Regions from separate parts of the Homo sapiens genome. Here region 1 is linked to region 2. Evidence: read pairs that join two places in POLR2A ChIA-PET (ENCODE). Cell type or tissue: A673. All regions are shown on one strand. Each heading gives the region's core, and the rest is flanking DNA. Links, peaks and the distances in the headings are about the cores only.

Region 1 (13,746 bases), core at 4,782-12,781, 460 kb after region 2:
CCTGCTTCAGCCTCCCAAGTAGCTGGGACTACAGGCGCCTGCCACCACGCCTGGCTAATTTTTTGTATTTTTTAGTAGAGATGGGGTTTCACCGCGTTAGCCAGGATGGTCTCGATCTCCTGACCTCGAGATCCGCCCCCCTCAGCCTCCCAAAGTGCTGGGATTACAGGCGTAAGCCACCGCACCCAGCCTGTGCAGCCTGTTTTTAAAAAGGATTCAAAGTGGTGAGGTTTCTCTGTACTTCATCTTAATATGAGAATATGGATAGATATATCTCAGACTGTTAAAAGGGCCTGGTGGCCAGGCATGATGGCTCACGCCTGTAATCCCAGCACTTTGGGAGGCCGACGCAGGTAGATCACTTGAGGTCGGGAGTTTGAGACCAGCCTGGCTAACATGGCGAAACCCCATGTCTACTAAAAAAAAAAACAAAAATTAGCTGGGTGTGGTGCCATGTGCCTGTAATCTCAGCTACTCGGGAGGCTGAGGAAGGAGAATCACTTGAACCCGGGAGGTGGAGGTTGCAGTGAGCCGAGATCGTGCCACTGCACTCCAGCCTGGGTGACAGAGTGAGAATCTATTTCAAAAAAAAAAAAGAAGCTGGGGGAGCTTGGATTGAAAGGGAGGAAAAGATGTATTACATTTTCTCTTGTTTTCTAGTGAGTTATTCTCCCCACCTCAGAAGTACCAGCTTTTGGTGTATCATGCAGATTCTCTCTTTCATGATAAGGAATATCGGAATGCTGTGAGTAAGTATACCATGGCTTTACAGCAGAAGAAAGCGCTAAGTAAAACTTCAAAAGTGAGACCTTCAACTGGAAATTCTGCATCTACTCCACAAAGTCAGGTAATTGGAGATAGAATTGTGATTTTTTTTTTTTTTTTTTGAGAAAGACTCCAAGAATTTAGAACAGGGTCCCCAGGCCCCAGTGCCTGGTCTGTTAGGAACCAGGCTGCACAGCAGGAGGTGGGTGGAGGGCTAGTGAATATTACTGCCTGAGCTCCGCCTCCTGTCAGATCAGCTGCGGCATTAGATTCTTATAGGAACACAAACCCTATTGTGAACTACACATGCTAGGATCTAGGTTGTGTGTTCCTTATTATAATCTGACTAATGCCTGAAGATCTGAGGTGGAACAGTTTCATCCTGAAACCACCCCCTCACCCCCCATCTGTGGAAAAATTGTCTTTCATGAAACTGGTCCCCTGGTGCCAAAAAGGTTGGGGACCGCTGATTTAGATGATAGCTGATTAGATGTAGAAGATGAGGCCAGAAGCTGGGCGCAGTGGCTCACGCCTGTAATCCCAGCACTTTGGGAGGCCTAGGCGGGCGGATCACGAGGTCAGGAGATTGAAACCATCCTGGCTAACACGGTGAAACGCCGTCTCTACTAAAAATACAAAAAATTAGCCAGGCATGGTGGTGGATGCCTGTAGTCCCAGCTACTTGGGAGGCTGAGGCAGGAGACACCAGCCTGGGTGACAGAACGAGACTCTGTCTCAAAAAAAAAAAAAGAAGATGAGGCCAGGCACAGTGGCTCACACCTGTAATCCAAGCACTTCCAGAGGCGGAGGTAGGAGGACTTGAGGTCAGGAGTTTGAGACTAGCCTTGGCAACATAGTGAGACCCCTGTCTTTACAAAACGGCATGGTGGCACATACCTGTAGTACTCAGAAGGCCAAGGTGGGAGGATCGCTTGAGACTAGGAGTCTAAGACTGCAGTAAATCATGTTTGCACCACTGCATTGCAGCCTGGGCAACAGAGCGAGACCCTGTCTCAAAAAAAAAAAAAAGAATTGCTGGGTCATATGATAACTCTATGTTTAACGTTTTGAAGAACTGTCATATTGTTGGAATAACGTTTCAAAGAAATATTTCCATTGTCTTTTAGTGTCTTCCATCTGAAATTGAAGTGAAATACAAAATGGCTGAATGTTATACAATGCTAAAACAAGATAAAGATGCCATTGCTATACTTGATGGGATCCCTTCAAGACAAAGAACTCCCAAAGTAAGTTGAATGTTTATGTGTTTTTCTCCTCAGCTCTCCTAACCCTGCTCCCTCTCTCCATGTTTTCTCATGCATTAAGGAGTCCGTGTGAACATTTTACCCATGATTCTAATTCTCATTTTCTTCCTCTTCATGGAGTGGGGGTGGGGGACCCTGAAAATCCAGCTGATGAAAATGATAGCTGGAGAATACTACACATGCTTATTCTTTGTTTTTTCTTTTTTATTTTTTATGTTTAACTTAATTTAATATTTTTTGAGACAGAGTCTCACTGTCACCCAGGCTACAGTACAGTGTTGTGATCCTGGCTCACTGCAGCTTCAACCTCCCAGGCTTAAGCAATCCTCCCACCTCAGCCTCCCAAATAGCTGGGATTACAGTTGCATGCTGCCACACCCAGCTAATTTTTTTTTTTTTTTTTTTTTTTTTTTGAGGTGGAATTTCACTCTTGTTGCCCAGGCTGGAGTGCAATAGCATGGGGGCTCACTGCAAAGTTGCCCAGGCTGGAGTGCAATAGCATGGGGGCTCACTGCAACCTCCATCTCCCAAGTACAAGTGATTCTCCTGCCTCAGCCTCCCGAGTAGCTGGGATTATAGGCGCCTGCCACCACGCCAGGCTAATTTTTTTGTATTTTTAGTAGAGATGGGGTTTTGCCATGTTGGCCAGGCTGGTCTTGAACTCCTGACCTCAGGTGATCCGCCCACCTCGGCCTCCCAAAGTGTTGGGATTACAGGCGGGAGCCACCGCACCTGGCCAATTTTTTTTATTTTTGGTAGAGATAAGGTTCCACTGTGTTGCCCAGGTTGGTCTCAAACTCCTGGGCTCAAACTGTCCTCCCACTTTGGCCTCCCAAAGTGCTGGGATTACAGGTGTGAGATGCCACTCCAAGCCTATTTTTTATTTTTGTTTTGTTTTTTTTGTTTTGAGACAGAGTCTTGCTCTGTTGCCCAGGCTGGAGTGCAGTGGTGCGATCTCGGCTCATTGCAACCACCACCTCCCGGGTTCAAGTGATTCTCCTGCCTCAGCCTCCTGGGTAGCTGGGATTACAGGCACCCGCCACCACGCCCAGCTAATTTTTTTTTTGTATTTTTAGTAGAGATGGTGTTTCACCATGTTGGCCAGGCTGGTCTCGAACTCCTGACTTTGTGATTCGCCTGCCACGGCCTCCCAAAGTGCTAGGATTACAGGCGTGAGCCACCATGTCCGGCTATTTTTTTTTTTTTTTTTTTTTTGAGAGGGAGTTTCGCTCTTGGTGCCCAGGCTGGAGTGCAATGGTGCAATCTCAGCTCACTGCAACCTCTGCCTCCCGGGTTCAAGCAGTTCTCCTGCCTCAGTCTCCCAAATAGCTGGGATTACAGGCATGCGCCACCATGCCCAACTAATTTTGTAATTTTAGTAGAGACTGGGTTTCTCCATGTTGGTCAGGCTGGTCTTGAACTCCCGACTTCAGGTGATCCACCCACCTCGGCCTCACAGAGTGCTGGGGTTACAGGTGGGAGCCACCATGCCCGGCCAATTTTTTTTTTCTTTTTTTTAAATAGAGATGGTCTCCACCATTTGCCCAGGTTGGTCCCAAACTTCTGGGCTCAAGTTGTCCTCCCCCCTTAGCCTCCCAAATTGCTGGGATTACAGGCAGGAGCCACTGCACCTGGCCTCCTTGTGTTTGTTTTTGTTTTTAAGTGAAAGTGAGTTTATTAATAAAATAAAGGAATAAAGAATGGCTACTCCATAGGCAGAGAAGACTTTGATATTTCTTATTATAGGAAATAATGATTTATTTGCAAAACACTTCCAGGTGGCAAAAATACTTTTTTAGAACTTCATTTTTTGCCTTCCATAGGTGTACACATTTGGTAATGGGGGTGGTTTTATTCCTTTGTTTTGAAAATTAATACTGTAAGATTCTTTTATCCTTATTTATGTGTAGAATATGTCTTTGTGTTTGATTTGGCAGCATATTATAGTGAAGAAAACACCTTTAACTAAAATCAAAAGATCTGGTGTCGGCTGGGCATGGTGGCTCATGCCTGTAATCCCAGCACTTTGGGAGGCCGAGGTGGGTGAATCATCTGAGGTTGGGAGTTCGAGACCAGCTTGACCAACATGGAGAAACCCCGTCTCTACTAAAAATATAAAATTAGCCGGGTGTGGTGGCGCATGCCTGTAATCTCAGCTACTCTGGAGGCTGAGGCAGGAGAATCGCTTGAACCCAGGAGGCAGAGGTTGCGGTGAGCCGACGTGGTGCCATTGCACTCCAGCCTGGGCAACAAGAGTGAAACTCCATCTCAAAAAAAACAAAAAAACAAACAAAAAAAGATCTGGTGTCTAGTTTGAGTTTAGGTGCATACAAGCTGTGTGCAGTGTGAACTTGGGCAAGTTACCAATTTGTGAGCTTTACTACTTTTTTATTTATAAAATGAGAAGAATAGTATTTTTTCTGTTACTTTTATAAATACCAAATAAATTCATGAATGTGAGAATATATCAGTATTTAATATTCTAATAATACTGTCATGTCTCCTGCCTTGCTCATTTTATTGAAAAACTGTTTTGTGCAACTTGTGCTTAACAATAAGGAATTTTATAGGTAAAATGACAGGTGCATCCTCCTGCCTTTAAAAGATACGAAATCTAAGCAGTAGGGGCCTGGTGTATTTTAGTTAGTGCTGCTTCATCCAAGTCTTGCTGAACTTTAAAAGTAACCAAACTTGATGAGAACATGTTTAAGCACCTCCTCATATTAAGGTATTATTTACTATTTTCTGAGTTTTTGAAGCTATTTCTTCAGTATGATGGTGGCTGCTATTAAAAACACTTGAAAGTTTATTATGAATTAACCTCTCTCATCATAAGCCTGGATGCTGTATACTAAATCCTGTTCTGGTAACCTATGAAAGTCTTCTCTTACTCCAAGAATAATCTTGTTGCACAGATGAAGAATGTCTGCTGCAATGCTCAAGGTATCTTCCTTTTGTAAGAAGCCTTTTTTTTTTTTTTTTTTTTTTTTGTGAGGTGGAGTCTTGCTGTGTTGCCAGGCTGGAGTGCAGTGGCACAATCTTGGCTCACTGCAACCTCCACCTCCCGGGTTCAAGCGATTCCCCTACCTCAGCCTCCCGAGTAGCTGGGACTACAGGCGTGTGCCACCACGCCCAGCTACTTTTTTGCATTTTAGTGGAGACGGGGTTTCACCATGTTGGCCAGGATGGTCTCGATCTGACCTTAGGTGATCCGCCTGCCTTGGCCTCCCAAAGTGCTGGGATTACAGGCATGAGCCACCACGCCCGGCCAAGAAGCCATTTTAATTATAAACTTTGAAGGATACTATTCCTTACTTTATTAGAAATATACCATAATCTCCTTCATAATGACCTGTGGATATTTGTAGGACTTTTTTTTGAAAATAGTAATGTTAAAGCATCTCAGCTTTATAGCATCCACTGCTTGATTTTCATTGCCATCATTCTTAGAGCACCTGTATGAGTCTGCATTTGTCAGCAGTACATATCCTTCATTCTGTAGTGCTCTTACAGCTAGGAGCAAAGATGTGTGCCTCAAACATAAACCTATAACATTTACAGTTTTTCTTTCTTGTCTGTTAGGGAGTTAACTGGCTTCTCAGTCTATGTAAAGGACAAGGAAGTGAGTCAAAATGTGTCTAAATGAATGTCTGTTAATATATGGTAAACATCGCCACATATTCCCTCACATTTTAAAGGAAAATTCCAGTGTTAGATTATTAAATCTTGGTAAATCTTCACCTTTTAAGAGTAAACATACCAACATAGAATTTCTTACTCAGTTTTTAGAAAATGATGACTGCTTGTGTTTATAACTGGTGGAATGTGGCTTTATGATGTTTTTAAGTGAGTATCTATTTTTAAAATAGTTGACTTTTTTTGTTTGTTTGTTTGAGATGGAGTCTCTCTCTGTTGCCCAGGCTGGAGTGCAATGGCATGATCTCAGCTCACTGCAACCTCCACCTCCTGGGTTCAAGCGATTCTCCTGTCTCAGCCTCCTGAGTAGCTGGTACTACAGGCGCGTACCGCTGCACCTGCCTAATTTTTTGTATTCTAGTAGAGACGGGGTTTCACCATGTTGGCCAGGCTGGTCTCGATCTCCTGACCTCGTGATCCACCCACCTCGGCCTCCCAAAGTGCTAGGATTAGAGGTGTGAACCACTGCGCCCGGCCAATAATTGACTTTTTCATTAGGTATTACTCAAAACTCATTCTTTTAAAGTGACAGTCAAGTAGCTTAAAGGAAATTTTGATATTTGTTGAGAAAGATAGTCCATCAGTCATAGTTTGTTAATATAACCAGCAGTCAAGAAAGGATCTTAAATTTAACTTTTTATTCTTTACAAGTATTGACATCAATCCTGGAGTTTTCCTTTTAAGTATTTTTCTTTGCATTTTCAAAATAGTAGCCTAATATGGAAAATCTGAGGCCAAGTAAAAAATAGTTTTATTTTTAGTATTTCATTATTCCATTGTTTGAATTAGTGTGAATCAATGCTATATTAGATTGTTTTATATAATGTAGGTCTATAATTGGAACAGATGTTCTTTATCTTTAGAGCCACTCTTTCTATAAATATCTGGCATACCAAGCCACAGTTAAATCGAAGAGATTGGGGGTTGACCTTTTTTCTTTTGTGCCCTCACATTGACTGCTTCCTTAGGTTAATGATCTAGCAAATACTGTTGTGTTTAAAATCTACTAATTTTGCCAGACACGGTGGCTCACGCCTGTAATCCCAGCACTTTGGGAGGCCGAGGTGGTTGGATCACCTGAGGTCAGGAGTTCAAGACCAGCCTGGCCAACATGGTGAAACACCATCTCTACTTAAAATACAAAAAAAAAATTAGCTGGGCGTGGTGGCGGGTGCCTGTAATCCCAGCTACTCAGGAGGCTGAGGCAGGAGAATCACTTGAACCCAGGAGGCAGAGGTTGCAGTGAGCTGAGATCGTGCCATCGCACTCTAGCCTGGGTGACAAGCGTGAAACTCCGTCTCAAAAAAAAAAATCTAATTTTAAATTGGAATATTGTGTTTATCTGTGTACTATTAGGAAGGTCTTTTATCACTTGCCTATAACTTCTACATTCTTAGGAACTTTTAGATTTTCTGGCTTTTTTTTTGTTTTTGTGGGTTTTTTTTGTTGTTTTTTGAGACGGAGTCTCGCTCTGTCTCCCAGTCTGGAGTGCAGTGGCACGATCTCGGCTCACTGCAAGCTCTGCCTTCCGGGTTCACGTCATTCTCCTTCCTCAGCCTCCTGAGTAGCTGGGACTACAGGCGCCCGCCACCACGCCCAGCTAATTTTTTGTATTTTTTAGTAGAGACGGGGTTTCACTGTGTTAGCCGGGATGGTCTCAATCTCCTGACCTCGTAATCCACCCACCTCGGCCTCCCAAAGTGCTGGGATTACAGGCATGAGCCACTGCGCCCGGCCAGAACTTTTAGATTTTCTCATTTCCCAGTTGCATGTTAGGTAGGATTATTTTAATTTAGCTTTACAAAGTTACATATTTAAATTACGCTAAAATGCAGCTGTCTGCACTCACTGGATTTAAATAGTGTAGCTGATTTTTGTAGCATTACTTTAGTGAGTTAGTACCTACGGGCCAAAGCCTTAAGTGTTAGAAAGGCTAGAGTCTAGCCACAAGTCGAATTGTCAAAGAAAAGCCAAGTATTATACTTCTTTATCTGTCTTTCTGTATCATTTCCTTATTAGGAAAAACTGAGCTGATCCTTCTTAACTAGCTATGTCAAGAGTTTCTCACTTTCTTATGTGAGATAGTTCATCTTCTGTTTTAAGATCAAGAAAGAATCAAGTTAACTAGCGTTCTCTACCATTTCTTAAATGAATGTTATTCCAGTTTCCAGAGGGCAGCGTCTTTTGTTCAGATATTACTGGGCCTTGTGGGAAGGTAATGTGACTTTCCTCTTAGGGAAGGCAGGAGCTAGGGAAAGGAAGGGTAGTAATTTCTTTTCTTTTCTTTTTTTTTTTTTTTTTTTTTAAGATGGAGTCTCACTCTGTAGCCCAGGCTGGAGTGCAGTGGCGTGATGTCGGTTCACTGCAAGCTCCGCCTCCCGGTTTCACACCATTCTCCTGCCTCAGCCTCCCGAGTAGCTGGGACTACAGGCTCCCGCCACCACGCCCAGCTAATTTTTTTGTATTTTTTAGTAGAGACGGGGTTTCACTGTGTTAGCCGGGATGGTCTCAATCTCCTGACCTCGTGATCCACCCACCTCGGCCTCCCAAAGTGCTGGGATTACAGGCGTGAGCCACTGCACCTGGCCAATTTCTTCTTTCTTTTGAAGAATGGGGTCAGTCTGCCTTTATTTGCACAGGGTTGTGGGTAGATTTTCCAGTAAAAAGTAAATAACTGGTAATGAAAATTAGGACTTTTTCATGGTGAGAGATTTTCTTTGCAATATACGCTTATTTTGCTATCTGTTATTTGTGTTTGTACAGATAAACATGATGCTGGCAAACCTGTACAAGAAGGCTGGTCAGGAGCGCCCTTCAGTCACCAGCTATAAGGAGGTGCTGAGGCAGTGCCCATTAGCCCTTGATGCCATTCTAGGTAGAGATATTTCCTGCCTGTTTTCATGGCATGTTTACTGTCAAAGATAGTAGTTCTCAATCTTGCCTGTACATTAGAATAACTTTATTTTTTTTAAAAGTTCCCCTGAAGAGAGTGATTTAGTAGGATTCCTGTTGTCACATATTCAATCAAGAAATACTTAATTATGGTTTTTGGCCGGGCATGGTGGCTTACACCTGTAATTCTAGCACCTTGGGAGGCTGAGGTGGGTGGATTGCCTGAGCTCAGCAGGTCGAGACCAGCCTGGGCAACATGGCACAACCCCGTCTCTACTAAAAATACAAAAATTAGCCAGGCATGGTGGCGCGTGCCTGTAGTCCCAGCTTCTCGGAAGGCTGGGGCATGAGTATCGCTTGAACCCAGGAGGCAGAGGTTGCAGTGAGCTGAGATTGTGCCACTGCATTCCAGCCCAGGGGGACAGAACAAGACACTGTCTCAAAAAGAAAAGAAATACTAAATTATGGTTTTTCTCTCATGCATCGCTCAGAATAGGGAAGCAGTTGCCTTTTAGCCAAGGGAAGATGTAGCCCGTTGCTCCTTGCATGTGGAAGAGAGATATCGTGCCTTACTTTCTTTCTTCTGCTTTCTGTTGGTTTAGGCTTGTTGTCCCTTTCTGTAAAAGGGGCAGAGGTGGCATCCATGACAATGAATGTGATCCAAACCGTGCCTAACTTGGACTGGCTCTCTGTGTGGATCAAAGCGTATGCTTTTGTGCACACTGGTGACAACTCAAGAGCAATCAGTACCATCTGGTGAGAGCCACAAAGTTAATTCAGTGTTCTTGAGGCCCTTTGCTTGTCTGGAAGTCTGATGTATCTGAAGTAGCAAAAAGAAAAATGAGATGCTTTGCTGTTGGTGCTGCAGCCAGTCTCTGGGATGTGTTAGTCTTTTATACTGAATGGTCCCAAATGTAATCATGTAATCATCTCTGTTGGAGACCTGTAAAAATAGAAATCTGACTGAGTTTAGCTCTGTGCCTGCACAGGTAGTAACCCTTGCAAAGCAAAGCAGGCTACCTTGGTGTGTCATTTTTTTTTTTTTTTTTGAGACAAGGTCGGTCTCTCTCTCTCTCTCTCTCTCTCTCTCTCTCTCTCTCTCTCTCTCTCTGTCTCTCTCTCTCTCTGTCTCTCTCTCTCTGTCTCTCTCTCTCTCTGCCTCTCTCTCTCTCTCTGTCTCTCTGTCTCTCTCTCTCTCTCTCTCTCTGTCTCTCTCTCTCTCTCTCTCTCTCTCTCTCTGTCTCTCTGTCTCTCTGTCTCTCTCTCTCTCTCTCTCTCTCCCAGGCTAGAGTGCAGTGGCGCAGTCACAGCTCAGTGTAGCCTTGACCTGTCAATCTCCCGGGCTCAAACCATCCTCCTGCTCAGCCTCCTGAGTATCTGGGACTACAGGCGCATGCCACCACACCCAGCTAATTTTTGTATGTTTTTGTAGAGATGGGATTTCACCATGTTGCCCAAGCTGGTCTTGAATTCCTGGGCTCAAGTGATTCTCCCACGTGGGCCTCCCAAAGTGCTGGGATTATAGACGTGAGCCACCATGCCTGGCCTTGGTGTATCATTCTTCAGCCTGGAAGAAAATCATTTTGCACTCACCAGAAGCTTGGTTTATTGCAGTGTCTAACCTAGCTTGCCTGCTTAGGACTAGGGATTTTCTTTATATTCAGATAAAGTTCAAGGACAAGAAGAGACTTGGGCTTGTGTTATGCAAAGTCGTTTACTTGAGTAATAAATAGGTGTCACTTGTGAATGACATTACCTTTAACACCATGTAGCGTATGTTGTGTTCTGAAGAACTGCAACCACAGAGTTATTTGTTGGTACTGAGAGACTTCTGCTTTATTCTTTGTTTTTGCTATCCTGTCCTATATAACTTTTTTTAAAGTCATAAGCTTAAAGTTTTTTATTACGAAGAATTTTATATTTATGCAAAAGAAAATAGTATCTGTATGACCAATCATCCAGATTCAGCAACTAAGAGGATTTATAATAGATTTAAAGGTTCAATGTTTAATAAATATCTTAAAGTTCACTAGAGAAAAAATCCTTATTGCGAGATAACGTGGACCTATTGGGAAGCTTGGCAGATCTGTACTTCAGAGCTGGAGACAATAAAAACTCTGTCCTCAAGTTTGAACAGGCACAGATGTTGGATCCTTATCTGATAAAAGGTAAGTAATTCTTGGGGCAGGAAGACAGTGGCTGTTGTTGGGGGGGATCAGAGATAATAGGGAGAATATGCAGCATTAATACTCGATACCAAGTTTCATAGAAATGGTGTATAAAACTTATACTAGTCTTTTACTTTTTTTAGGTCATGACACATGTCTCTAACGCTTAGGTAATACCATTTGAGCAGCTGTTTTTGCTTGAATTCAAGTGTCTTCTCCCCACAGATCATTATTTGGCTTTTTTTCTTTTGAGGGGGTCATAGCTCCTCCTTATGACTTATAAATTTATGGTGTGCCTGACTGAGAATTTGGATGGCATCCCTAAAACCATAATATCCTTTTAGGGAATTTTGTTTTGCCATGTCCTTAGTATAATTAAAAAGGAATAAGAAAGGGATAAGGTGATTAAAGGCAGTAATTAGGCGTGAACAACAGAAAAATCACTGATCTTGAAAAAGATTGCAGGTGAAGGGTAATCTTCACAGGGACCTCCAACAGATGGCAGTTAGGACACTGGCAGTGAGTTCTCAGGAATAGTGGGAAATAAGGTCAGATAGATATGCTGTCTATTTGTAAAGGTCCAAAAAAGGCCATCAGAAAAACAGGGCCTTGTGACAATAAACAGTCTTATGAGCTCTTAAGCCAGGGGAATGATGGAGCTGGGAAGGGGCCATCCCAAGCGTTTAGATGAGGAAGCAGATCTAGAAGGATGGATTTGTTTGCACAAGATCTCCCCTCACCTCAAGTGCTTATTCCTCTTCTCCAAGCTGCCTGCACCCATGATGAAAATGATGTTTTAGAAATACTAGTCTGGCAACAGCTGGCAGCTTGGAATGGCAATGGCAGCTTGGAATCTCAGACCCAGGCCCAGGGGCTAGCAGGAGCATTGCAGTAATCTTGGCTTGAGAGGAATTTTCATGGGAATCTGAAGGGATAGCAAGGGATGGAAGAGAATGGTGGCAAGAGATGGGTAACAGTGAGCATAGGTCCCTTTTTATAGAATGTGGGTGAGAATAAAGCGGGGGCTGCGGAGAGGCAGTGATTTTTTATTTGTTTGTTTGAGACGGAGTTTCACTCTTGTCGCCCAGGCAGGAGTGCAGTGGCACAATCTCTGCTCACTGCAACCTCCGCCTCCTGGTTAAAGTGACTCTCCCACCTCAGCCTCCCGAGTAGCTGGGATTATAGGCGCCCGCCACCACACCCAACTAATTTTTGTATTTTTTTAGAAGAGACGGGGGTTTCACCATGTTAGCCAGGCTGGTCTGCAACTCCTGACCTTAGGTAATCCACCCGCCTCAGTCTCCCTAAGTGTTGGGATTACAGGCCTGAGCCACTGCACCCAGCCCGAGGCAGTGATCTTTAATGAACTGCATTCTGGATAGAACTACAAGCTTTTTTCTGGAATAGGCCAACTTTTTCTGAGACTGATTGGCTTTTCAGCAGTGTATTTCTGATGGTCTAGAACTCTGGGAAGAGAGACCTTAGTTGATGCCTTTTTTGGGCCTTTTCTGGTTGGGTTAGGGTAGCTGTGTATCACACCACAGGATAGAAGGACAAGCACTTCCTGAAAATAGCAGGCTTTCAAATTGTGAGGTAGGTTGTTCTGCTCCTTTGGTTTTTTGTTTTTTTTGTTTTTTTTTGTTTTTTTTTTGTGAGACAGAGTCTCACAGGCTGGAGTGCAGTGGTGCAATCTCGGCTCACTGCAACCTCCACCTCCTGGTTTAAGCAATTTTCTGCCTCAGCCTCTTGAGTAGCTGGGATTACAGGTGTGTGCCACCACGCCTGGCTAGTTTTTGTATTTTTAGTAGAGATGGGGTTTCACTATCTTGGCCAGGCTGGTCTTGAATTTCCACCTCGGCCTCCCAAAGTGCTGGGATTATAGGCATGAGTCACCGTGCCCGGCCTCCTTTGGTTTTGGTTTTGGTTTTGTTGTTAGAGACAGGGTCTCACTCTGTCACTCAGGCGGGAGTGGCACAAACATAGCTCACTGCAGCCTTGACCTCCTGGGCTCAAGCAATCCTCCTGCCTTAGCCCCCTGAGTAGCTGGGACCACAGGCATGTGCCACTGTGCTTGGCTAATTTTTTTTTCTTTCTATTTTATTTTACTTTATTTTATTTTATGTTTTAGACATAGTCTTACTCTGTTGCCCAGGCTGGAGTGCAGTGGTGCAATCTCGGCTCACTGCAACATCCGCCCTCTGAGTTCAAGCAATTCTCCTGCCTCAGCCTCCCGAGTAGCTGGTATTACAGGCGCCTGCCACTGTGCCTGGCTAATTTTTTGTATTTTTAGTAGAGACGGGGTTTCACCATCTTGGCCAGGCTGGTCTTGAACTCCTGACCTCGTGATCCACCTGCCTCAGCCTCCCAAAGTGCTGGGATTACAGGCATGAGCCACCGCGCCTGGCCCTTCTTTTTTCTTTTTTTTTTCTTTTTTTTTTTTTTTTTTTTTTTGAGACGGAGTCTCGCTCTGTAGCCAAGGCTAGAGTGCAGTGGCACGATCTTGGCTCACTGCAACCTCCGCCTCCCTGATTCAAGCGATTCTCCTGCCTCAGCCTCCTGAGTAGCTGGGATTACAGGCACACGCCACCATGCCCAGCTAATTTTTGTATTTTTAGTAGAGATGGGGTTTCACCTGTTAGCCTAGTCTCGAACTCCTGACCTCGTGATCTGCCCTCCTTGGCCTCCCAAAGTGCTGGGTTTACAGGCATGAACCACTGCACCTGGCCACTTGGCTGATATTTTAAAATTTCTTTAGAGACAGGGTCTCACCATATTGCCCAGGCTGGTCTTGAACTCCTGGGCCCAGGTGATCCTCCTGCCTCTGCCACCCAGAGTGCCAGGATTACAGGTGTGAGCCACCACGCCCAGCTGGGTTTTGCATTTTCTTTTTTTGAGACAGAGTCTCAGTCTGTCACCCAGGCAGTGCAGTGGCGTGATCTCGGCTCACTGCAACCTCTGTC
Region 2 (16,492 bases), core at 3,597-11,596:
CACACGCCTGTGATCCCAGCTACTCAGAAGGCTGAGGTCGGAGAATCGCTTGAGTCTGAGAGGCAGAGGTTGCAGTGAGCCGAGATGGCACCACTGCACTCCAGCCTGGGTTACAGAGCCAGACCCTGTCTCAAAAATAAAAATAAAAATAAAAATTCCTTTTCCCCATCCTGTGAACTTCTCATCTAACAGTAAGATTTCCTTTCTAACAATGGACAGTTTCTGCCTTTATAAACAATATGGATGCAGCTAAGGAATTACATTCCCTTGGAGGGAATCTAAGAAAGTCTGCTTAATGTTTGTGTATTCAACCCCAGGGAACACCTTTCTGTTGCCTGAAGAAATGATACACACAGCTGGGCATGGTGGCTCACACCTGTAATCCCAGCACTTTAGGAGGCCGAGGTGGGTGGATCATCTGAGGACAGGAGTTTGAGACCAGCCTGGCCAACGTGGTGAAATCTTGCCTCTACTAAAAATACAAAAATTAGCCAGGCATGGTGGTGGGCGCCTGTAATCCCAGCTACTCAGGAAGCTGAGGCAGGAGAATCACCTGAACCCGGGAGGCGGAGGTTGCAGTGAGCTGGGATCACGCCATTGCCAACTCCAGGTTGGGCGACAACAGTGAAACTCCATCTCCAAAAAAAAAAAAAAAGAGAAAAGAAATGATACACTCCAAAAAAAAAAAAAAAAGAAAAGAAATGATTGTAATTTCTGATGCAATCCAATTTCAAATATTCTATCTTGCAGTTCTCATAAGACACACAATTAGGAAACGTTGTTAGGGTTTCCGCCTTCTCTGGGAACTCCTCCACTTCCCTGGTAGGACCAAGGGAGTGACAGCCCCAGACATTTTTGTGTCCCTTGCCCTCTCAAGCCACAGCTGATTGGACCAGGAGGAGACTGCTAACCCAAGCTGAGCCTATCAGAGTCTCCGTCTCCCAGGAATGTGAGGTTGGAATTGATTCAAGACCCTCTCTCTGTGCAGCTGGTAAACTTGAGAGCTGGAGCAGCCACTTCCCACCAGCTGAGGCTGAAATTCAGAGAGAGAGAGAACAGAAGTCATGTGCGGAGAAAAACAGAAACCAGAACTCTTTCCTCAATTAGGTCCTTCCCTGAGATCTGGGTGCCCTGCCCACCAGGGGTCCCCAAAACACCCTGCATTCTGACAAGAAATTCCCCCTCTTCACTGAAGCCATCTCAAGTGAGTTTCTCTTGAAACTAGGCTCTGCAGATAAAAGACCGTGGATCCTCCAATGGGGCTCAGAGGTGGCTCCCTGCCCCAGGGGTCACAGAACAGAAGACAAGCAACATGAAGCCCAACCCCAACTTTCCTCCAAGGTCACTCAGTGCGAAACTCCAACCATCACTTACTACTGACTCGCAATCTTCTGCTGGTTTCGGAACTTAAAAGACTTCCGGCTTTCCACCATCTTCCTGAACTGCTGCCTTAGCTTCCGGAGCTCTGCCTCCGCCTGCTGCTCTTTGGCCTTCTCCGAAGGTTCCTGGGGAGTGTCGGAGTCTTTTCTCCTGTTCTTCTTCAACTGGGGGAGATGGAGAGGAGTGGGAGGCCGTAGTGGGCCAGGTGGCTAGAGAAGCCCACAGATGGGCTTAAGAGTGAAGGGCAGTGGGGGTGGCTGGGCCATGGCTAGAAGTGGAAGACCTTCCCTTGGGTGATGTCAGCTGCTTGTCTATTACATGGAAAACCCACCCTGGCTTGCTAGGGTGGAGAGATGACTGACTTGTAATTGCATACTGTGGTGAGGGGAGGGTATTCTTTGGGGTTCTGGGTTCAAACTCTGACTGTGCCATCTAGTGGGAACTTGGGTGAGTCACTGGATGTCTCTGAGCCTCCAGCCTCCCACCTACAAAATGGGTGAGCACAGATCTGTTTGTCAGGATGAGACGAGCTAACGTGTAAAGTGGATGGCACAGTGCCTGACCCCATAGTAGGTGCTCTGTGGCTGGGAGCTGGCATCACCTACCACAGACATCTTGAAGGAACCGCACTTTGCCTCCACTCAGACACTGTACCCAGAGAGCTCAAAGCCAGTGAGCCTTCCTCTCTCTCTCTGTCTCTCTGCAATGCCCTGTTCATGGTGGCAAAAGGAAGAGAACTTGTAAGCCACCCCTGCTGGGGGTGCAGGTCAGAACGGCACCTCCTCCCTCCCCCTGCCATCCCTTCCTCCACCCACACCTTGGCACATGAGGAGGATACCCAGATGGCTGCCCGGGTGTGACAAAAGGCACTTATTTGTTTTAAAGCAATGTTTGCCTGGAACCTGGTTCTCTCACCATTTATTATTAGGAGCTGGGCAGATGGTTCTGGCGTGTCAGTTACCCTCCTGCTCCCTGTGTACCCAAAGAGGGGGCAAAATGGCATCAGGGGGCCGGGCATGGTGGCTTATGCCTGTAACCCAGCACTTTGGGAGGCCAAGGTCGGTAGATCACTTGAGGTCAGGAGTTCGATACCAGCCTGGTCAACATGGTGAAACTCTGTCTCTACAAAAAATACAAAAAAATTAGCCAGGTGTGGTGGCACACACCTGTAATCCCAGTTACTCAGGAGGCTGAGGCAGGAGAATTGCTTGAACCCTGGAGGCAAAGATTGCAGTGAGTGAGCCGAGATCGCGCCACTGCACTCCAGCCTGGGTGACAGAGTGAGACTCCATCTCACAAAAAAAAAGGCATCGGGGCAGTGTGTCCCCTGATGGGGTTAAATAGAAATGTGCCCAACTTCAATTGCAGCTGTCAGGGAATCCCCACCCTCCCATCTTAGAGCAGGAGTCAGTATTCTTATCATGTCACCACTTGAACTTCATCTAGCCCATAGTTATTCAGAGCAAGGGACAGCATTAATCCCACACATCACATCCTTTGAGGTTGTGAGACCCACTGCACAGCCAATTCCAGACTGCAGGAGCTGGGTTCCAAAAGCAGAAATTCCAGCTTTGCCACCATTGAGGGTCCTGCAATGCAATGGTTTAAAGCATTGGTTGTGCCAATCATCAGATCTCATTTCAAATTCCTCCAAAGCCACTTATTAACCTCGGGCAAGCCACTTCAGTTCTGTAGTCCTCATTTTCCTCACCTGGAAAATGGGAGAAATTCTAGAAGCCATGTCATTGAGTGTGTAAGACACTCAGCACTGTGCTTGGGACGTAGTAAGTGCTCAGTACACAGTGGCTAGGATGATATGGCAGGATATGGATTGTTTCAGAGGGCGAAGGTGCAGGGTGGTGAATGTTGATGAGGGTGAGAGGGGTGTTCCTCTATCTCCTGGTAACAATACCCTGAAGTTCCCATGGGAAGCCACACCTTCCTGCACTCCTGGGGGCTGACCATACCCCACCACCTTCAAGATTGGGGCATCCGACTCTGGATGGGAGAATCAGAGCACCAGATCCCAGTCAATCTGCATGATCTCAGCCCTCTAGCCTGGGATTTCTTCGGGGGTGGATGGGCACATGAAGCTAGCTAGTCCAACCAGAGTGAATGGTGGAATTTAAGCTGGAACACTCAAGAAGAGAGAGACTTTGTTTCCTGCTGCACTTGAACCTCGGTGGATAAGGTCAGGAGGGGCTGACAGCCATCTCGCCTCTGCAAGAGGCTGAGAACCAAGCTAAAATGGAGGAGAGAAGACAAAATGAAGACAGACTGAATCTTGAGGCTTGAGAACATCATCCAAGCAAGCACCAGCATTTAGCCAAGCCTGAACATACCTCTGGGTAATGTCCAATTACAGAAATCAGTATATTCCATTAAAGCAACCTGAGATGCATTTTCTATTGCTTGCAACCAAATGAGTTCTCATACCTGAAGTACTTACATCTATTTAGCACATAAACTGAGCCCCCACTGTATGCTACACACTGTGGAATTCAGTGGTAAGTCAGCCTGCAAAGTGCCATAAATCCTGCCTATGACAAAATAGTAAAAAAGGCTCCACAAAGAAGATGACTTTTAACTTGGGTTTTGAGGAATGAATAGGAGTTCACCAGGCAGAGAAGAAAAGTTGGAGGTTGGGGGCGTATTCTGGGCAGAGAGAACTGCTCGGGCAAAGGGTGAGAAGGAAGTGACTGAAAGGAGTGTTCAGAAAACGATTTGCGCTCAAGTATAGGCAGTATCTAGTGGAAAGTGGCTAGCAAAGAGATCTGTAAAAGACTGGACGCTGCTCTTTATTTTTATTTATTTATTTACTTATTTTTAGACAGAATTTCGCTCTTGTTGCCTAGGCTGGAGTGCAACGGCACAATCTCGGCTCACTGCAACCTCTGCCTCCCGGGTTCAAGCGATTCTCCTGCCTCAGCCTCCCAAGTAGCTGGGATTACAGGCATGCACCACCATGCCCGGCTAATTTTGTATTTTTAGTAGAGACGGGGTTTCACCATTTTGGTCAGGCTGGTCTCGAATTTATGACCTCAGGTGATCCGCCCACCTCGGCCTCCCAAAGTGCTGGGATTACAGGCGTGAACCACCACGTCCAGCCTGGATGCTTCTTAAAAGCAAGGATGAGATAGATCAGCCTGGAAGAGATCAGTTCATTGCCTCCCCAACAGTCGCTTCCCTCCATGTGGCATTGTTGTGTGAGTTAGCTGCCCAACCAGGGCTTCGCCTCCCTGCTCCTCTCAGATCCAGGCAGGGCTCTCTGATGAATTCTCACCAATGGGATGTGAGCAGAGGGGAAGTCTGTCACTTCCAGATCATGACTTTTAAGAAGTGGATGTGACCTTTCCATCCTTTCTTGCCTCATCTGACATTTACAGGAGGCAGAGCCACAAGACAGGTCCCCAGATCTACTTGTAGAAGAAGTCATCTGCCAACCATGAACATCCTCATTGGGCTGTTACACAAATGCGAAATTAACTTCTGTTGTGTTAAGCCAGTGAAATGTGGGGATGTATTTGTTATAGCAGCTAGCATGCCTCAGAGAATACCCTAACTTCTTTCTGCCTAACACAAATCTGATTTTGTACCCCTTCAATGTGCCCAGTCCCAGAGGATGACTCATGATTGTTTCCTGCTAATCATGGTAACCCCACTTCCCTTTGTCAATGATTGGTCTAATGATAGACATGTGACCCAGATATGGCCAATGAGACATAAGGAGAAGTATATTCCATTCCTTTGGGACAAAAAGTGAGAACTTGGGCCGGGCGCAGTGGCTCATGCCTGTAATCCCAGCACTTTGAGAGGCCAAGGCAGGCAGATCACTTGGGGTCAGGAGACTGAGACCAGCCTGGCCAACATTGTGAAACCCCGTCTCTACTAAAAATACAAAAATTAGCTGGGCATGGTGGTGGGCACCTGTAATCCCAGCTACTCAAGAGGCTGAGGCAGGAGAATCACTCGAGCCTGGGAGATGGAGGTTGCAGTGAGCTGAGATCGCACCACTGCACTCTAGCCTGGGCAACAGAGTAAGACTCCATCTCAAAAAAAAAAAAAAAAAAGGAAATAAGAGCTTGTTCGTGTTCCTCTCTCCTTCTGCTTTTAGAAATTATTGTGAAGGCATGCATGATGGTTCAGTGGCAACCCTCCCATGACCATGAAGAGAAATATCACCGTCACACCTAAAGACAGCAAAGAGGAAAGACAGGAAAAAATTTAGGTTCTAACTGACACTGTTGGCTACTGCCCCATCCCTGGAACTGCCTACCTCTAGACATCATGTTAGGTGAAATAGCAAGAGTCACTGTTGTTTAAGGCAGTCACCAAATATTTTGTTCATTGAAGCCTAAAGCATTCCTAACTGACATGGTCCATACCTTGAAAATGGTTCTCAGGTTAATGGGTGATAGGAAAATAGTGGCTGGTAATGTAGGAACCTCTGGATTTTCCCTGATGTTTTTGAGGGTTTGGGGGCCAACTGAATTGTCTGATGTTGGGAAATTCCCACAGGCAGGGAAGTGGTATAAGACAATGGTTCTGTATCTTGATCATTTCTGGAAGGGTCCTCCAGGTAGGAGTAGAAGCTGTAGGAGGATTTACCTGACTAACAAGGTTTGGGCACAGGATGCTCTCTCTGGGACCTCTTTCAGCCCTGGAATTTGGGGCAGCTCCAATTTCATATTGTCCAGGAGCTGTTCTATGTTCCAGGGCCCTTTGGGTCCTAAGTGGATTTGTAATGCACCATCTTAATAACATGAACTGGGTATATCTGACCTTCACTGACAGTGTGATTTGACCTCTCTGAGCTTCAGTTTCCTCATCTGTAGAATGGGGATACCCACACCCATATCTCAGCGCAAAATAATGTCTGTAAAGTGGTTAGCATAGTGCCTAGCTCATGACAGACGCTGGGCGAACGTAGCCTGTTTGTGAAGTGGGATTTTCAAGTACCAGTCTGTCTGGCCCATGAGATCATTGGCTGGGTTATGCACCATTCTCCAGGAACCAAAAGCTCCATCACCTCCTGCCTTTTTGCTGATCCATATGCGCATACATAGTCACTCTCCCCTAGGGTGCTGGCTTCTCTTCAGGTTCCAGATGTTAACCCAGGCCTTTCCCTTTCGATCAGTGCCCTCTGGGATGGGCTCCTACATTCCCTGGGGAACAGATCCACCCCCTCACCCCCATCCTCATAGCTTGGCCTGCAGAGCATCTCCTGGATGTCCTGACCCCTGGCTTACCACCCTCTCATTCAAGGGTCTGAAACTCATAGTCCATGGGGCCAATTCAACCTACCTCCAGTTCTGTTCCACAGTGTTTCAAAACATAAATGTGGGTCATGCACTCACTCTCCTGGCCACAGGCCCCACTCCTCCCTATTGGCTAAGCTCCCCTCCCCACAATTCTCACATTTTCTGTAACTGCCTAGAGCCAGTAGGAATTTGAATTTGCAGTTCCTGTTAGGAATCTAAAAGCTGCCCACTTCTGGGGAACAGCGTGTGCGAGGAAAAGTGCAGAGAAGCCCAGCAGCCCAGGTCAGGGGACGTCAGGCAAGGGCCTCCTGCCCCTTGGGCCTCAGTCTATTCACCACAGCATCCATAGTCCTGGGCGCATGGGCAGCTCTTGGCAAATACAGTTTGAATGAATGAAGTTTCCTCCAGGCAGAGATCATCTTCATTTATCTAATATCTAATTAGGCCTGCACCTCATCTGCTTCTGAATTTTAACAACCTGCCTTTAAAAGACAAGCCTGCCCCCGAAGGATTCCCTAGGGACCTTGGGACAGGCAGCTATGTGGATCATATTGAGCCAGGGCTGCACAACCTGGAATTAAACATGTGCTTAGGGCACTAGCCAAACAGGAGCACAGAAACACATACACAGTTTTTTGTTGTTGTTGTTGTTTTTCTTGTTTTTTGTTTGTTTGTTTTGTTTTTTGTTTTTTAAGGATTATTATGGGAGGAAAATAAAAATTTGTTGAACTTTTTTTTTTTCCTTTTTTGAGAGCGTCTCTCTCTCTCTCTGTCACCCAGGCTAGCGTGCAGTGGTTCAATCTCGGCTCACTGCAGCCTCAACCTTCCCGGGCTTAAGCGATCCTCCCCCTTCAGCCTCCCAAGAAGCTGGGACTACAGGTGGCACCACCACGCCCGGCTAAGTTTTTAAATATTTTGTAAAGACGAATTTGCCCGAGCTGGTCTCGAACCCCTGGGCTCAAGCGATCCTCTTGCCTCAGCCTCCCAAAGTGCTAGAATTACAGGCATGAGCCACCTCGCGCGGCTCTGGAGTTATTTTACACACTACAATTTATTTATGCATGATTGCGGGAGACCCTGATACTTTCAACGCTTAGGGCAGCGAGATATGAATGGACTGGGGACCGCGACCGCTCTTTCCTTTTCCCTGGCAGGGGGAGCTGTGGCGCAGCAGGCGCGGCCGGGCGGGCGGCGAAACTTACCAGTGGCGGGGCCCGGACTGCTTGTCCGTGGCTGCTCCGGCCGCTTGTCCGACGGCTGCTGCAACTGCGCTTCCGACGGTGCCGGGAGGACTGCTTGCTGCGCGGCCTCGCTGCGCCACACCCCCAGCCCCACGCCCGGGCGTTCTGGGACCCCTGGAACGGGCGCCTTTGTGACTCGCACAAACATGGACGTTCTCCCCTGCAAGTCCGCTGGGAGGGCACAGGGCCCTCGGGAGGAGAGGACAAGAGCAGCTGGTTGGAGGGAAGCTTTTGGTTGGGGGAGAGGGGCGACACACTCTCCAGCGACCCCTTACCAGACTACCCGGACCCTCATGACGCTAAGTGACTTCTTGAGTCAATCAACAGTCTTAGCCCCTCCCTCGGCCAACGCCATGCAATCGCTGGTCCACCTCGCCCCACTCACACCCCATTCACCGTCTTCTTAGCCTACACCTACACTCATGCTCACAGCAGCCCTGCTAGGTACAGACTTCACACGCAGCTAACTCAAAGGAGCCCAGTTTTTTCTACTCTGAAAAATAAAATAAAGTAAAAATAAATTAAAAAAAAATGTTGGGGCGGGGGGGGAAAGAGATATTTCATGAGAAAAATAACTTCATCAGTGCAGGAGAATTTTCTTCAGAACATCCACCTGACCCCCACCCACTGTGAGCATAACACGGGAACCCAAGTGTGATCCAGGCAAGTGAGCTTTTCACTGCCCTAACGGAGTTTAGTGGTTTAAAGATACACATTTTTCATACAATCGGCCCTGAAACACAAGTCAACTACTTTCTCTGGGGCTAAGCTCTAGAAACAATCACAGAATTAATGGAAAATTATTGGGGGTACCTGTTTTCTACAGTAATTTTGATTCCATGTGATTTCCACTTTAACTCCTAGCCCCCTGAGTGGATTGTAGTAGCTCAGCCCTGCTAAGGTCTCCACTTCATCCGTAAATTCTTGGGACAGGATGTGTGTTTTAGAACTTACCATATTTTGGAGGCCAGGTGCGCTGGCTCATGCCTATAATCCTAGCACTTTGGGAGGCTGAGGCAGGTAGATCATTTAAGGTCAGGAGCTCAAGACCAGCCTGGCCAACATGGTGAAACCCTGTGTATTTCTTTTTTTTTTTTTTTTTTTTTTGTATTTCTACTAAAAATATAACAAATTTAGCCCGGCATGGTGGCACACACCCGGTGGGTGCCTGTAGTCTCTGCTACTCGGGAGGCTAGGGCAGGAGAATTGCTTGAACCCAGGAGGCAAAGGTTGCCGTGAGCCAAGATCACACTCACTCCAGCCTGGGTGACAGAGTGAGACTCCGTTTCAAAAAAAAAAAAAAGAACTTACCATGTTTTTGGTTTCAGAAAGATAATATGGTACGCAAGGGAGTATGTTGCCCCTAATGTTGCTGGCAGCCACGTTGTAACCATGAGGGAAGTCAGTGGGACAGTATATTACATACAGGGTTCGGGCCACACAGTCCAGATCAAACGAATTACTGTTTCTGCAAGGAAACATCAATATTCATGTCAAGTAAGATAAGGATAGATTATGAACAGCTACATGTCAGGCCTTGCCTCCAAATGATTCATATGAAGTGTTTTGGATACACTTGACCATCCTCATTTTACAGATGGGGAAACAGACTTAGAGAAACCGAGTTTTGCAGTCAGTGGAGCAGCCAGGATTTGAACCCAAGGCTCCCTGTCTCTGGAGCCCCACGCTTTTCCACACCCTGACTGAAACCACAGCCCCAAATCTGAGCAGCCCTGCAAGCTGATATCTCCCATCTCTGATATTTAAAGGGCTGCTCCAGCACTCAGCTCCATGCAGAGCCCAATGACTCACACATTTCAAGTGTCAACGACTGAAAAATGATTAAGTTCAATTAGGTTCAGGACTTGTTAAAAATAGACCTTCCTCCGACGAATTTACTCTCTTTGTCTTTATGGGCGCAGCTCTCAGCAGCCGCCATGCAGAGACGTATCAGGCTTTTTTAATTAGAACATGTCAGAATCGATTCTGCTAAAGGGACCTTCTGCTTTATCAGCGGGACTTGGAGCAGGGTGAGATGCCAGCTTGCCAAAGCGATGAGCCAGCGGTGGGAAATGTTGGCGACAGCAGAGCCTCCAGAACACAGGAGGAAATTAGAGCCAAGCCGCAGAGGGACCAGGCAGAGGCATTTGGACGCAGACCAGAAAACTGACAGTCCAAGTGACTCTTTGGTTACAAAAATCAGAAACCCACTCGAACTATCTCAAAATGAATTTTTTTCTTTGGCCTCCTCATCTGTTTCCCTTTCCTTCTTCCCAGCCAATCCCAATTTGTTCAGGTAACAGTCCTTCCCCATTGAGCCTATGTAACCAGGAGCAGTTGAGTTTTACACACACCTCCAAGGTAGATCTCCATTAGTGTTAGCAAATCACAGCCATCCCATCACCTCCTTGCCAATGACTGGGAATCTAAGTTTAAGCCAATTAGTGCATAGCATTCTCCCAGAAACTTCTACTGGTCCAGGAATAGGCGTGCAACTGACAGTGGCCTATCAGACAGAAAGGAAGAACTTGGGGTAGAGGGAGATGCTTTTCTACCCTTATGGATGCAAACAAGAAAGCATGTTGCCCCTCATGTTGCTGACAGCCCTCTGGCAACTATGAGGGAAGCCAGTGTGAGATCAAGGCTAACACACGATGGAGGGAGGAGCCTAGGGAGAATTACAGAACAATGTGGCTGGCACCCTGATCATACCTTGCCTGAAACCCACATTATGAACAATAGGAACTCTGCATTTCCTATTATGTGAATGAATACGTTTCTTGTTTTTTAAGCCAGTGTGGATTGCAGTTTCTGTTTCTTTCATCTAAAGCATGCTGCATCGTATGAATGTTAGGGCTATCTCACAAAGGTTGGAGGCAGATCCCATGAGGAACAAGAACCCAGAACTAGTAAGCTGTCAGAAACCAAGGCAGCTCCTCCCTCTAGCCCTCTCTGGAACCACCTGGTCTCTCAACTTGGCCTCTTTTTTTAAGGACTATTTTCTCTGCTGTCCCCTCTTCCTCCCATCTTGCTTCTTATAAGTTCCCATTTTAGAACTCAGTTTAAAAAAAAAAAATCAATGTCCTCATCTCAACTTCCTCATCTCTTCCCAAGAGATGCTCCAATGTCCTCCTCTCTTCCCAAGAGAATACGATTGTCCTAGTCTAGATTTGATGTCCTGGCCCAATGATGTGGGTCCAGGGGGCCATGGTCAGGTGGTCCCCAACAGGGAATGTGAAAATAATTCTCGCCAGGCGCAGTGGCTCATGCCTGTAATCCCAGCATTTTGGGAGGTCAAGGTGGGTTGATTGCTTGAGCCCAGGAGTTCGAAACCAGCCTGGGCAACATGGCAAGACTCTGTCTCTGCAAAAAATACAAAAATTAGCTGGGAATGGTGGCATGCACCTGTAGTCCTAACTACTCAGGAGGCTGAGACAGGAGGAACACCTGAGCCTGGGAGTTCGAGGCTGCAATGAGCTATGATCATGCCGCTGCACTCCAACCTGGGTGACAGAGCAATACCCTGTCTCAGAAAAATAAAAAATAAAAAAAATTTTAGAAAAGGGGGCACAGGCAGGGAGGGCGCAGTAGTGTAATGGAGAGAACTGCTCTGCTTTGCACCCTGAGAAAAGCAAACAGACCTCTCTGAGCCTCAATTTCTTGTGACTGCCAGGACCAAATTGAGAACTTTAAAGTCTGCAAAGGTTGTGAAACATTTCACCCCACCTATGACATTCAATAAAAACAGTACTGATCCACAAGCTAAGTGTCAAGTAGTCTGGATTCCAACTTCTGCTGTCATGTGTATTGAATAACATAACAAATCATTTTGGGGAAAAAAAAGTATGGGTGCCTCAACTTCACTGGTGCCATTAGTCCCACTTCATTTGTTTTCTTGGTAACAAATAAACTGTTGTTGTTCCTCAGCGAAGGAGGCCACTCCAGCCCCTTCCATCTTCCCCTGCCCTGCTGAGTGGCCTAATCTCCACGCCTGTGGTATTTGAGGTCCCCCAATCCTCCTTCCTTCTGTGGCGGATTGGACAAGAAGAGAACACCTCACGCAAGTTAAACCAATCAGAGCTCCTTTCCCAGGAAGTGGAATCTGGACACAAAATTCCCTGGGAAACAAAGGACTGATGAATAGGTTCATGAGGTGTTGGGTGCTGGAGCCAACAGACTGTGTGAAGTCAGGCCAGGGTAGCCTTCTTTTGCCAAGTCTACATTGCCGTGGCCGCACAGGCAGACCGTGCACAAAGCCCTTCCTCAGGTTTTCCTTGCTAGCAAAGTCCTGATTTTTATTCTAGACTTGGGTGGAGGACCCTGGATCTCACAGGTCTCAAGATCTCATCGAGCCCACCTGAGATCTCAGGGTGGCCAGTGAGAGGGGAAGTCCGCTGGGAGAACTTGGGGCAGGTGCTGGCCGAATGCCTCCAGTCCTCAGAGTCCGTGGTGTAAGCTGAAGCGCATGGGCCCACAGGTGGAGGGAGGTGAGTTCTGTTCCCGCTGCAGAGCCACCAAGCCCACCAGATCATCTATGGACTGCCTAATGGCCTTCAATGCATTCCACGTCCACTTAAGCCAGCTGGAGAGGATTCTGTTGTTTGCAACCAAGAACTATCAGATACAGACTTCCCCTTCCAGAACCAGGTGCTTCAGGGGCTGCAGGTTACGGTGCAGACATGGCCAAGTCCAAGAACCACACTGCGGACAACCAGTCCCAAAAACAGCACAGAAATGGCCTCAAAAAATTCTGATCACAGGCCGGGTATGGTGACTCATACCTGTAATCCCAGCACTTTGGGAGGCCAAGGTGGAAAGATCACTAAAGGTCAGGACTTTGAGACCAGCCTGGCCAACATGGTGAGAGCCTGTCTCTACTAAAAATACAAAAAAATTAGCCGGGCATGATGGCATGCACCTGTAGTCCCAGCTACTCAGGAGGCTGAGGCAGGAGAATCGCTTGAACCTGGGTGGCAGAGGTTACAGTGAGCTGACATTGCACCATTGCACTCCAGCCTGAGTGACCGAGGGAGGCTCTGTCTCAAACAAACAAACAAAAAACAAATTCTGATCGCAAAGATATGAATCTCTTTAGGGGGTGGACCCTAAGTTCCTGAGGAACATGCGCTTTGCCAAGAAGCACAACAAAAAGAGCCTGAAGAAGATGCAGGCCAACAATGCCAAGGCCATGGGTGCACGTGCCGAGGCTATCAAGGCCCTGGCAAAGCCCGAGGAGGCTAAGCCCAAGATCCCAAAGGGCATCAGCCACAAGCTTGATCGACCTGCCTGCATCACCCACTCCAAGCTTGGGAAGCTCCATCAACCTGCCTGCATCACCCCACTGGAGTGCAGTGGTGAGATCTCAGCTCACTGCAACCTCTGCCTCCCAGGTTCAAGTGATTCTCCTGCCTTGTGCTGGCACTGCCAAGCGTCTCAGGCTCTGTCGGCCAAAGGCCAAGGCCAAGGATCAAACCAAGGCTTGGGGTCCAGCTTCACTTCCAGCTCAGGCCAGGATGGAAGGACTGGTGTAACCCCTGGGCTGTCAACCCCACGGGACTATTGTCCTCCTGTGCTCTTTGTACAAATAAACTGAGGCAGGAAAGAAAAAAGAACTATCAGATACAGAGACCGTGGCCATTGTTGACATCCAAAGTTTCCAATTCCTTCCTAGTGGGATCCAGAATTGCACCCCTCTTGGCCTCCCTTCCAATTGTCAGAGGCATTTGAATCAAAGCAACTCCATCTTGAGTAGGGGCTGGGTAAAATAAGGCTACGACCTACTGGGCTGCATTCCTAAACGGTTAAGGCATTCTAAGTCACAGGATGAGATAGGAGGACAGCACAAGATACAGATCATAAAGACCTTGCTGATAAAACAGTTTGCAGAAAAGCAGCTGGCTAAAATCCACCAAATACAAGATGGCGACGAGTGTTCTCTGGTCGTCCTCATTGCTGCTCTCCCACCAGCGTCATGACAGTTTATAAATGCCATGGCAATGTCAGGAAGTTACCCTATATGATCTAAAAAGGGGAGACATGAATAATCCACCCCTTGTTTAGCATATCATCAAGAAATAACCATAAAAATGGGCAATCAGCAGACCTCGGGACAGCTCTGTCTATGGAGTAGCCATTCTTTTATCCCTTTACTTTCTTAATAAACTTGCTGTCACTTTACTCTATGGACTCACTCTGAATTCATTCTTGCAGGAGATCCAAGAACCCTCTCTTGGGGTCTGGATCCGGATCCCTTTCCTGTAACACAGTGAGGCACAATGGCGCAGTGGACAGAATGCTGGAGTCCTGGATCTGCCACTGGTTTGCTGTGTGCCCCTAGAAAAGCAAATAGACTTCTCTGAGCCTTGATTTATTGAGACTGCCAGGACCAAATGGAGAACTTTAAAGTCTGCAAAGATTGTGAAATATTTTACCCCACCCATGGCATTCAAAATAAAAACAGGGCTGAGCACGGTGGCTCACACCTGTAATCCCAGCACTTTGGGAGTCTAAGGCAGGCAGATCACCTGAGGTCAGGAGTTCAAGACCAGCCTGGCCAACATGGTGAAACCCCATCTCTCCTAAAAATACAAATATGAGCTGGGTATGGTGGTGCGTGCCTGTAGTCCTAGCTTCTTGGGAGGCTGAGGCAGGAGAATCACTTGAACCCGGGCAGTGGAAGTTGCAGTGAGCTGAGATCATACCACTGCACTCCAGCCTAGGTAACAGAGAGAGATTCCATCTCAAAAAACAAACAAACAAAATAAGTAAAAACAGTACTAATCCATAAGATAAGTGCCACTCATTATCTCAGTGACAGACTTCTGACACAGGTGTAGATTCTTCAGAAAACATTTTGGCCTCACACAGCAAGAGTTATAAAAATGTTTATATTCTTCAACCCAGGAAACCTAAATGTGGAGATTCATCCTAAGAAAATAAGTCAAACTTGGGGATTTTTTTTTTTTTTGAGACAGAGTCTCCCTCTGTTGCTGAGGCTGGAGTGCAGTAGCACTATCTCGGCTCACTGCAACCTCCACCTCCCAGATTAAAGCGATTCTCCTGCCTCAGCCTCCCAAGTAGCTGGGACTACAGGTGTGCGCCACCACACCCAGATAATTTTTGCATTTTTTAATAGAGATGGGGTTTTGCTATGTTGGCTAGGCTGGTCTCGAACTTCTGACCTCACATGATCCACCTGCCTTGGCCTCCCAAACTCCTGGGAGTACAGGCATCAGCCACCATGCCCGGCCAAGTCAAAGATTTTTAAAATGCAAAGGCACTCTTGTGTTCTCCTCTCTCTGTGCCCTTTGATGGTATGGCAAGGCATTTAAAGATGTTTCTGACATTTTTTTAAATTCTAAGACGATGTTAACTATACGGTTATTGGCTAGAAATCCTGAGTTATCAACTGTACATATCCATAGTTTGTAAAAAAGAACAAAACAACCAAGACAAACTCTTGATGTTCCTCACTTGGCAATGAGGCCGTGGGGGAAGATGGCTTTCGGAGGAGTGGTAGCTCAGGGCGTGCACTGTGAGACAGGACCTGTTGACTCCGTGGTGAGCATCTATTTAGCTTCAGGTGGTCTTGTTTCTGTATAGAGTGACATAGCATTCTGCTGCCATTCTTAGCTGTGGACAAAGTGGGATCAGCTGGCATGAGAAGTGTTTGGGGGTTTTTTGGTTGTTTTTTGTTTTTTTGAGACAGAGTTTCGCTCTTGTTGCCCAGGCTGGAGTGCAATGGTGCGGTCTCAACTCACCCCAACCTCCGCCTCCCGGGTTCATGCGATTCTCCTACCTCAGCCTCTTGAGTAGCTGGGATTACAGGTGCCCACAACCACGCCTGGCTAATTTTTGTATTTTTAAGTAGAGACAGGGCTTCGCCATGTTGGCCAGGCCGGCCTCAAACTCCTGACCTCAGGTGATCCACCCGCCTCGGCCTCCTAAAAAAGTTCTGGGATTACAGGCGTGAGCCACCATGCCCAGCCTTTTTTTTTCTTTTCGAGAAAGGGTCTCCCTCTGTTACCTACACTGGAGTCCAGTGGTGCAGTCATAGCTTACTGCAGCCTTGACCTTCCAGCCTCAAGTGATCCTCCCACCTCAGCCTCCTGAGGAGCTGGAACTACACCACACCTGGCTTTTTTTTTTTTTTTTTTAACAGAGACAGGGTCTGTGTTGGCCAGGCTGGTCTTGAACCTCTGGCCTCAAATGATCCTCCCACCTCGGCCTCCCGAAGTGCTGGGATTATAGACATGAGCCACTGCACCTGGCCTAAATTTTGTTTTAAACAAACTACAGAACTCTTCCTTGTCAGCAAACAAAGAGCCACCCATCAGTGAAAGTTCAAGAATCAGGCCGGGCGCAGCGGCTCATGCCTATAATCCCAGCACTTTAGAAGGCTGAGGTAGGAAGATCACCTGAGGTCAGGAGTTCGAGACCAGCCTGGCCAACATGGCAAGCCCCATCTCTACTAAAAATACAAACAAAGGCTGGGCATGGTGGCTCACGCCTGTAATCCCAGCACTTTGGGAGGCCGAGGCAGGCGGATCACGAGATTGAGACCATCCTGGCTAACAAGGTGAAACCCCGCCTCTACTAAAAAAACAAAAA

The links. Peaks named below come from ENCODE experiments on the same cell type or tissue, not always from the same donor. Only the 100,000 strongest peaks of a DNase experiment are listed, where the experiment ranks them.
Region 1: POLR2A ChIA-PET joins it to region 2 with 13 read pairs; 2 of 35 experiments call an interaction of 5 or more read pairs at or near these places.

The regions. Positions count from the first base shown.
Region 1 is chr12:110,383,367-110,397,112 of GRCh38, reverse strand. It overlaps ANAPC7 (anaphase promoting complex subunit 7), which reads left to right. Exons shown (of 11, transcript NM_016238.3): 2 at 661-847; 3 at 1,893-2,012; 4 at 8,490-8,601; 5 at 9,221-9,374; 6 at 10,644-10,786. Among named protein-coding and RNA genes, the nearest start is that of ANAPC7, 13 kb to the left of the region's middle. RefSeq lists an enhancer at 12,313-12,372. In A673, for the core only: no CTCF peak of the experiment used is centred there; a DNase peak (open chromatin) is centred at 12,682; H3K27ac peaks cover 1,233 bases.
Region 2 is chr12:110,838,457-110,854,948 of GRCh38, reverse strand. CCDC63 (coiled-coil domain containing 63) reads right to left here and starts at 7,962. Exons shown (of 12, transcript NM_152591.3): 1 at 7,844-7,962; 2 at 1,986-2,090; 3 at 1,375-1,544. The coding sequence starts at 1,994. It also overlaps the pseudogene RPL29P25. RefSeq lists an enhancer at 801-2,000. In A673, for the core only: a CTCF peak has its summit at 7,787; DNase peaks (open chromatin) are centred at 7,798, 9,688 and 9,948; H3K27ac peaks cover 434 bases.